Regions from separate parts of the Homo sapiens genome. Here region 2 is linked to region 1. Evidence: chromatin contacts called from ENCODE Hi-C or POLR2A ChIA-PET data. All regions are on one chromosome and are shown on one strand. The core of a region is the stretch at or near the end of the contact, and the rest is flanking DNA. Distances in the headings are between cores, read along the strand shown.

The links. A loop is a pair of places that touch in the nucleus more often than their neighbours do. ChIA-PET counts read pairs that join two places held with the same protein, here RNA polymerase II (POLR2A). Pooled maps may share reads with other maps.
Region 2: a map of B cell shows a loop between it and region 1 (14-fold over the local background). The contact joins the promoter of FOXO6 here to the promoter of ZC3H12A in region 1. A Hi-C loop is called at or near these places in 1 of 168 maps with a recorded cell type or tissue (B cell) and 4 of 50 pooled maps. POLR2A ChIA-PET finds 5 or more read pairs at or near these places in 1 of 52 experiments (activated B cell).

The regions. Positions count from the first base shown.
Region 1 is chr1:37,472,815-37,476,674 of GRCh38, forward strand. It overlaps ZC3H12A (zinc finger CCCH-type containing 12A), which reads left to right and starts at 1,766. Exons shown (of 6, transcript NM_025079.3): 1 at 1,766-1,815; 2 at 2,645-3,125. The coding sequence starts at 2,683. LITATS1 (lncRNA induced by TGF-beta and antagonizes TGF-beta signaling 1) reads right to left here and starts at 1,629. Exons shown (of 3, transcript NR_038842.1): 1 at 1,330-1,629. RefSeq lists silencers at 941-1,040, 1,501-1,960 and an enhancer at 2,611-2,710.
Region 2 is chr1:41,359,601-41,363,460 of GRCh38, forward strand. FOXO6 (forkhead box O6) reads left to right here and starts at 1,834. Exons shown (of 3, transcript NM_001291281.3): 1 at 1,834-2,744. The coding sequence starts at 2,331. RefSeq lists enhancers at 1,240-1,309, 1,377-1,671 and silencers at 1,470-2,129, 2,330-2,549.

The DNA of each region.
Region 1 (3,860 bases), core at 516-3,015:
ATCCATTTCCTCCACTGTACAATTTCATTAAGATACATACAAGAATATCCAAAGCACAGTCTTTGTAATAGAAAAAAAATCCTAGAAACAACATCCAACAGCAGGTGACTGAATAAGTAACCAGTGGTATATTCATAAAATGGGACACTATTCAGTAGTAAAATAAATTACAGGTATGCAGGCAATCAAAATGGATTTTTAAAAATATAATGCTGTATGAAAAAGGAAGTCACATAATTATGGAATGACTCCGTTTACACAAAGTAAAAAATAGCAAAACTATACAATATCCCACTTAGGGATGCATACAGAGGTGGTAAAACTACAAGAAAAAGCAAGAGAATGACTAGCACAATTAAAGTTCAGGAAACTAGTTCTTCAGGATGTGGGCAGGAGGCTGTGATGGGGGCACCCAGAGGGCCTCAAGGTACTGGCACTGGTCTATTTTTTAAGTTAGGTGATGGATACATGGCTTTTTTATTATTACTATTATTCTTTAAGCTGTACATGTACAGTTGTGTCTATGGTGTCTTTTACAATAAACAAGTATTTATTATAACACTAGCACTTATAGGATACATGCCTATGATGAGGTAGAGAGAATGTAACAAAGGACTGGCACATAGTAAGCACTGGTGGCATGTGGCTCTGTCCTCCAGCGTGTGGGCTCTGTGTTTTCTCTCTCTCTCTCTCACTCACACACACGCACGCACACACACACACACACATAGGAAGCCAGGCTCCCCTCTGCCCTCAGTCACTCGTGGTTCACAAAAATGGCAAATAATAGGAGCACTAGAATAGGAGCTCTCCATCCTGGTTCGAGTCTTTCCAGCTGGGGCAGTTTAGCCTTTGCAGAATTTCTCAAGGGTAACATCAGCATAATGACCTCTGTCTGTAAGCCCGTGAGTGTAAGCCTGTAAAGTGCTGTGCTCATGCGAGGGATCAGGTCTGACCTGGGAAACTAAAAGCATCTTCATGGAGCAAGGGTGCTCCTCCAGTGGGGGCGCTCAGTGAGTTCTGCGGTATGGGTGACAGTATTCTTGTGTGGACAGTATTCATGTGGTGATTGGGGTAAATGGCCCTCTTTTGCCTGGTTTTCTGCCTCGGTCATTGTGCATCTGCTGACTGAACCTGCCTTTTGGTCCTAGTAAAGTACAGATTTCAGGAAAAGTGTACCTGGCCCCGGGGGTGGCCAACCTCTGTGTGACGGCTTTAAGCACAGTGTGTCTTGAGGGGGCCTGACTCCATCTGAAAAGTGCCTGTCTGGATGTACCTGTCTATAACCATGGACCTGCCTCCAAGGTGCGTGGACCAACCTCCGCGTACCTGATTCACTCGATGCGCACCTGGCCGTACGTAGCTTCATCAGGCAGGGTGTACCTGTCAAGTTCTTAGGTCCGAGTGTTCGCGGCTTTACCTGTCCTGGTACCGCCGTCCGCACCTCGGTCAGTGCGTCCCCGGCAGGTGCGTGTACCTGATTCAGTCCGTGCTTATCTTGCGCATACGGGCCGTTCAGTGTCCCGCTCGGAGCTCGTCGCCGCCGCAGCCTTGAGGCTCCGACCCCCGCTTGGGCCCCGTCCGGCGCGCAGCGGCCGCGGGGGCGGGGCCGCGACGCGAGGAGCGGAGCAGGAAGGGGCGAGGCAGCCCCGCCCCCGGGGCGGTCTCCCGGGACGGCCCCGCCCCTTGCCCGCTTCCGCGTCAGTGCCTCACCACCACCTGCCCGCGCGCCGCCCCATATAAAGGCGCCGCCGTCCTTACCCCCAGGACTCGGCCCCATGGAGACGCCGCCGGCCGCCGCTGGCGCATGGCGGGGTGAGGCGCGGCGGGGAGGGTGCGGGCCTCGGCGGGGAAGCGGCAGGGAGCGCTCCGGCGGGGTCCGAGCCGAGCCGAGGGGAGGGGACGGGAGGGGACGGGAGGGGTGGAGAGGGGAGGGGACGGAAGGGTCGGGGTCCTGTTCCCCGGCCCGCCGGGCCTCAGGACCCCTCCAACTTTGCCCAAGTTGGGAGAGCCGGGGAAGAGCACCAGGTTCCTGATCGGGATCGCGGGCCGAGCAAGCGCGGGTCTCGGGCCGGGACAGCCTCGGCGTCACCAGCTCCCGGCAGCCAACCAAAGTTTTCCAGCAACTTTTCTCCCCACGGGTCACCCCAGAAACTTGCCCTCCCCGGCTCCGGGAGTCCGGCCATGGGCCTTGCGCTGCCTGGGCCTGAGCTCTGAGTGCCGGACGGGTGGGCGAAAGTGGTGGCCTCAGTGGGGAAGCCTTGGGCCCCGCAACGCACTTCCAGCCCCAGGATTCCATCTGAGAGCCCCGTCCCTGCCTTCTGGGTCCCCTGGGTTGGCGTGGGGGTTCGAGGCTTTACAGCTGGGGTAGTTCCAGTCTTAGTTCAGACTAAGTTCCGATCTTCGAGCCACCAGCTAACAGCTGGATGACCTTGAGCACGTTTTTAATGTCTGTGCCTCAGTTTCTCCCTTTATAGAATGGGAATGGGAATGCCTAGCTGGGAGAGCTTTTGAGAGGACAACCTGAACTAATAACACGATGCAGTGTGTAGTGCCACCAATCCCTCATCCTGCTGGATGTGGTTTTGGGAGGGAGGTTAGGAGAGAGCGCTATTCACCGTCCCTAACCCTGTTGGTTGTTCAGTAGGAGCTGTGGCGCGGGGCCTTCCAGGAGTCTGAGCTATGAGTGGCCCCTGTGGAGAGAAGCCTGTCCTGGAAGCCAGCCCCACCATGAGTCTGTGGGAATTTGAGGACAGCCACAGCCGTCAGGGCACCCCAAGGCCGGGTCAAGAGCTGGCCGCTGAGGAGGCCTCGGCCCTGGAACTGCAGATGAAGGTGGACTTCTTCCGGAAGCTGGGCTATTCATCCACGGAGATCCACAGCGTCCTGCAGAAGCTGGGCGTCCAGGCAGACACCAACACGGTGCTGGGTGAGCTGGTGAAACACGGGACAGCCACCGAGCGGGAGCGCCAGACCTCACCGGACCCCTGCCCTCAGCTCCCTCTAGTCCCGCGGGGTGGTGGCACCCCTAAGGCTCCCAACCTGGAGCCTCCACTCCCAGAAGAGGAAAAGGAGGGCAGCGACCTGAGACCAGTGGTCATCGATGGGAGCAACGTGGCCATGAGGTAAGTGTCACTTCTGTGGCCAGGACACATGAGGTTCGCATCTCTCCTGTGGCCAGGACACATGGAAGGATGACTGTCTCTGCAGCTCTGGTGGGCTGGAAGAAGTGACTTCCTTCTTAGGGACTGGTCTAGAGGGAGGGAAAGCCTTTTATGAGGCTAGGGTCGCGCTACTGGTAAGTGACAGAGGCAGGGTTCCAGCCCAGGTCCCTCTGTCCGCAGAGCTTACCTTATGCTGTGGGTCCCTCCCTGAGGCCAGCACTGTGTCTCCACTCCTCTCCTGTAATGTGAGGCAGGGCTGTAAAGGGGACCAGCCCGTGGGCAGCTGCTCACTCACCCCTCGGAACCTGATCTCAGGTGGGTGTTGTGAGGAGGGAGTGTGCGGATCCCGGAGAGGAGCAAGCGTTCAGGAACCATAGTAGTGGTAGTAGGCAGTGGTAGTAGCAGTTGTTGTTGTTATTTCAGGGGCTGGGCTTCTGAGGCCTTCTTGTCTCAGACCTGGGCTCCCACGAAAACAGGTCCAGTGACTGTGTCCAAGAGTGACCTCAAGGCTGGGTCCAGCTTTACATGGGTTGTGGGCAGGTGGCCTGATGCTCTGGCCTCAGGCGAGCTGCAACTTGGATCCCTACTGACTCAGCTGAAGCAGCCTGGGCTGGACCAGTCTCTGGAGGTTCCCCGGGGCCAGAGCCAGGACTCAGCCCCCAGTGACTCCCACCCCCATCCCCCAGCACAGGAATG
Region 2 (3,860 bases), core at 584-3,083, 3.9 Mb after region 1:
ACGAGTGATGTGGTGGTGGGGGGTGGATTCAGCAATGATTTCAGGCTCCTTGTGACTCTAAACAGAATCACCTGGAGGATGTGTGTATGTGTATGGATCGGAGGGGTCGTCAGCCAGCACTTCCCATGCCCACCCTTGCCTTGGGATATGACTCAGGCAAATGCCACGCCAGGCATCTGCAAGCAAGTCCTGCTCCCACCCTGGGGAATGAGGAGGGGCTCCTCCAGCCCCACCCCCACCCTCACCCTTGGCCCTGCTCCTCAGGTCCTAAACTGGAAGGAAGAAATTTTTGAGAAAGGAGGCCATCTCCCATGGCCTGGGCTCAGCCCTCCCACTGCCCAGAGACCTTCGCATCTCCAGCGTCCTCAGGAGCAAGGTACTGGCTGGTAAAGAAATCAGGAGCTTGAGATTCCAGTCCTGGCCATGCCACCAGGGGAATCACCTGCTCATTCTGGGCCTCAGTTTCCTGATTGGCAAAATAGGAATATTGTGCTAAAGGGGCACAAGGTGTTGCTGGCAGCTCAACAAGTGGTCTGGGCAAGCAGAGAACAGAAAGTGTTGGGAGTTGGGGCTAGAGAAGGTGTCAGGGCTAAGTTGACATTTGCACGGAGCTTTGAAGAGTGGGAGAATCTCTGATGAGGGCCTTGCGGCGGGGAAATGGTGTTCTAGGCAGAGGGGATAAATACCCTGAGCGAAGGCCAGCAGGTGCAGTGGTGACTGGGAAACCTAGCTCAGCAGCCTGTAGGATGAGGCCACGGACTGCCCAACCTCTCGGCTAGCCTCGCCCTTCTGAGCTCATGTGATGATCTGATTAGCATCTGACTCCTGACTAGTCTATGCAGTAGGGGACCTCATTTGTTTCAGTTGCTGCTCTCACTGTAGAGCCCTGGACAGTGCCTGGTGCGTCAGAGGTGCTCAATAAATATCCAGGAACTGATTGAGAAGCATCTCCCCAAACACTGTGAACTTTAGACAAGTGCTTGTTCCAACAACCGCAGTAAGAACCTCCCACAGACTCTAAAACAATGGTTTGCAAGGTGTGGTCTCTCGTGCATCACCTGGGAGCTGGTTAGAAATGCAAAGTCTGGGGCCCCAACCCAGACCTGCCGAATCAGAAACTCTGGAGTTGGGGTCCAGCAATGTTAACAAGCTCTAGGGGATGATTCTGCTCTGCGTCAAACTTTGAGAACTGGAGCTCTAAAACTATGACCACAGGCACCATGAAGAACATGTTTGCGGATGGAGGAGCGAGAATTGTGGCAAAGCCTAGCCTAGAACCCAGGTATTCTTGACCCATTCTTTTTCCCCAGCTCAGTCCAGGGCACAAAGAAGAGCAGAGTTCGATCATCCTCCCTGTCAGAGTCCTGGAACGGAGACTTGGGAACGTCAGGAGTCTACAAACAGAGGGCGGGGCAGTCCTCTCCGGAGTAGAAGGCGGGGCCAGTGCCCTGAGCCCCGCCCCATCCCGTTGCCCCGGGAAACCCCGGGTTGTAACAATAACCGGTGACGCGCTTCTGGGAGGGATCCTGTCGAGCCCATGGGCAGGACAGTCCAGCCGCGGACCAATGGGAGTGTTAGGGCTCCGCCCCCTAGCCCCCCCGCCTCCGCGCCGAGCAGGGGGCGGGGTCGCGCCAGCCGCTCCGCCCCTGCTCCGTAGGCGGCGCTGTTGCTTGCAGGGGCTGCGGCGGGGTCGCCCCGAGCTGGGAGCTCAGCGCCCGGTCTCCCAGCCCGCGGGCGGGGCACCTGGGCTGGCTGAGGATTCCGCGGCCGCAGGCGAAACGCCCCGCCCCCTCCCGCGTCGGGCCCGCCCCCTCCCCGTCCCCCGCCCATCCCGAGGTGCAGCCGGCGCTGAGCGCGGCAGGCGCGGGAGCTGGCGCTGGAGCCGGAGCGGCGGCGGCGGCAGCATTCACCGGGCGGCGGCGGCGCGGGCTCCGGCACCGGCTCGGGCTCCGGCATGGTGCAATCCGGCCTCGTCCCGGGAGAGCAGGGCCCGTGCGCAGGGCCGGCGCCCGGGGAGCGGCGGCAGCGGCGGTGGCGGTGGTGGCTGCAGGCGCAGGCAGGCGGCAGGTGCTAGAAGCGGGGCTGGGCGAGGTGTGTGCCCGCTGGGCTCCCGGGCCGCCGCCCCCTCACTGCCCAGGTCTTTCCCTCCCTTCGTGCTCCCCAGCGCGTCCAGCCCCCTGCCTCCGCGCCTCGGCCCATGGCGCCCCGCGGCTGAGACAGCGCCGCCAGGGACCCCTCCCGCGGGCCTCCCCGGGGCGTGCAGATCCCGGAGCCGCCCGCCCACCCTCCGCGAAGCCTCCCTCCCCTCCTCGCCCGAGCCGGGCGGGACCATGGCTGCGAAGCTGCGAGCGCATCAGGTGGACGTGGACCCGGACTTCGCGCCGCAGAGCCGGCCGCGCTCGTGTACCTGGCCCCTGCCGCAGCCTGACTTGGCCGGCGACGAGGACGGAGCGCTGGGCGCAGGGGTGGCCGAGGGCGCCGAGGACTGCGGGCCGGAGCGCCGGGCTACGGCCCCGGCGATGGCCCCAGCGCCGCCCCTGGGCGCGGAGGTCGGACCGCTGCGGAAAGCGAAGAGCTCTCGGCGGAACGCGTGGGGGAACCTGTCCTACGCCGACCTCATCACCAAAGCCATCGAGAGCGCCCCGGACAAGCGGCTCACGCTCTCGCAGATCTACGACTGGATGGTCCGTTACGTGCCCTACTTCAAGGATAAAGGCGACAGCAACAGCTCGGCCGGCTGGAAGGTGGGGGCGTCCGGCTGGGGAGGGGGCTGGGGACGCCGACTGGGGCTTCCAGGGGCTGCTAGGTGTGTTGGGCTCCAGGAGGGCCGTCAGAAGGAGGGCTTTTTGGCACCCCCCGGGGTCACAGAGTGTGCGCCCAGGGCGTGGGGCCGGCCAGCGGACGGGCGGGGGCGTACTGGGAGCAGCTGTGTGCGTGCTCCCTTGCGGGGAGGGATGCGGGGTGGGAGGTCTGGTAGGGTGACAAGGGACTGCCGCTTTGAGGCGTCCCCGAGGCACGTCCCCACCCTGTCCTTGGGGGCATAGCAGAGGAACCCATTCCCAGGCCGCGGACATTGGGGAGCCTCCCCCTCCTCCCCCAAGTCTGCTTTGTGTGACTCTTGTTTTACCCTTTCCACCAGGGCACCCTTCTTAGAGCGCTGGAATAATGACTTGGGGCCAATGCCGGCTTTCCCTCCCAAATCTCTATCATTGCGCTTCCTGGAGCTGTCCCCAGGGTGAGGAGTGTGACCATGGGCCCACAGTTCTTCTTGTGGTGCCAGAGTTCACCCTAGGGCACCAACCAGCCTGGAGTGGGGAACTCGGCAGGTGACCTGAGATCTGAGTTCTCCATGGGGTGGCTGCTGCCCCCCTTACCTAGATCAGGATGGGGGTCACTGGTGATGGCCCCTGCTGGTGTGAGGACAGGGTGTTGAGAGCTGGGGATCTGTCCATACCCACCCAGGATGCTTTTTTCCACTTCCCTAGCTGTCGGAGCCCAGATCCATTTAGGGGCTGGGGGAGGGGCAGGGTACCCCAGGGAGGCCTCAGTGCCAGCCAGTGGAAAGGGGGGAGCCACCTTAGGAGGGGACAGGGGCTTGCTTGGATTGTGGCCTCTCGACCCAGCTCCTCCCCTGGCCATCTTGTTGGAGAGTGGGGATAGTCTATGCCTTTGGGGGAGAGGAGGCTGGAGACCCCTCCTGTGCCTAGGAGGCGAACTGTCAGCCTCCCTATGGGAGGAGTGGCCTCTGTGAGGGAGGCATGCCTATGTCAAGGGAGGGGGCTGTGCCCTGTGGTGCCTGTGAGCTGGGTCAGAGGAAGGAGGTGTGCCAGTGGAGGAGGGGAGACTTGTGGGCATGAACA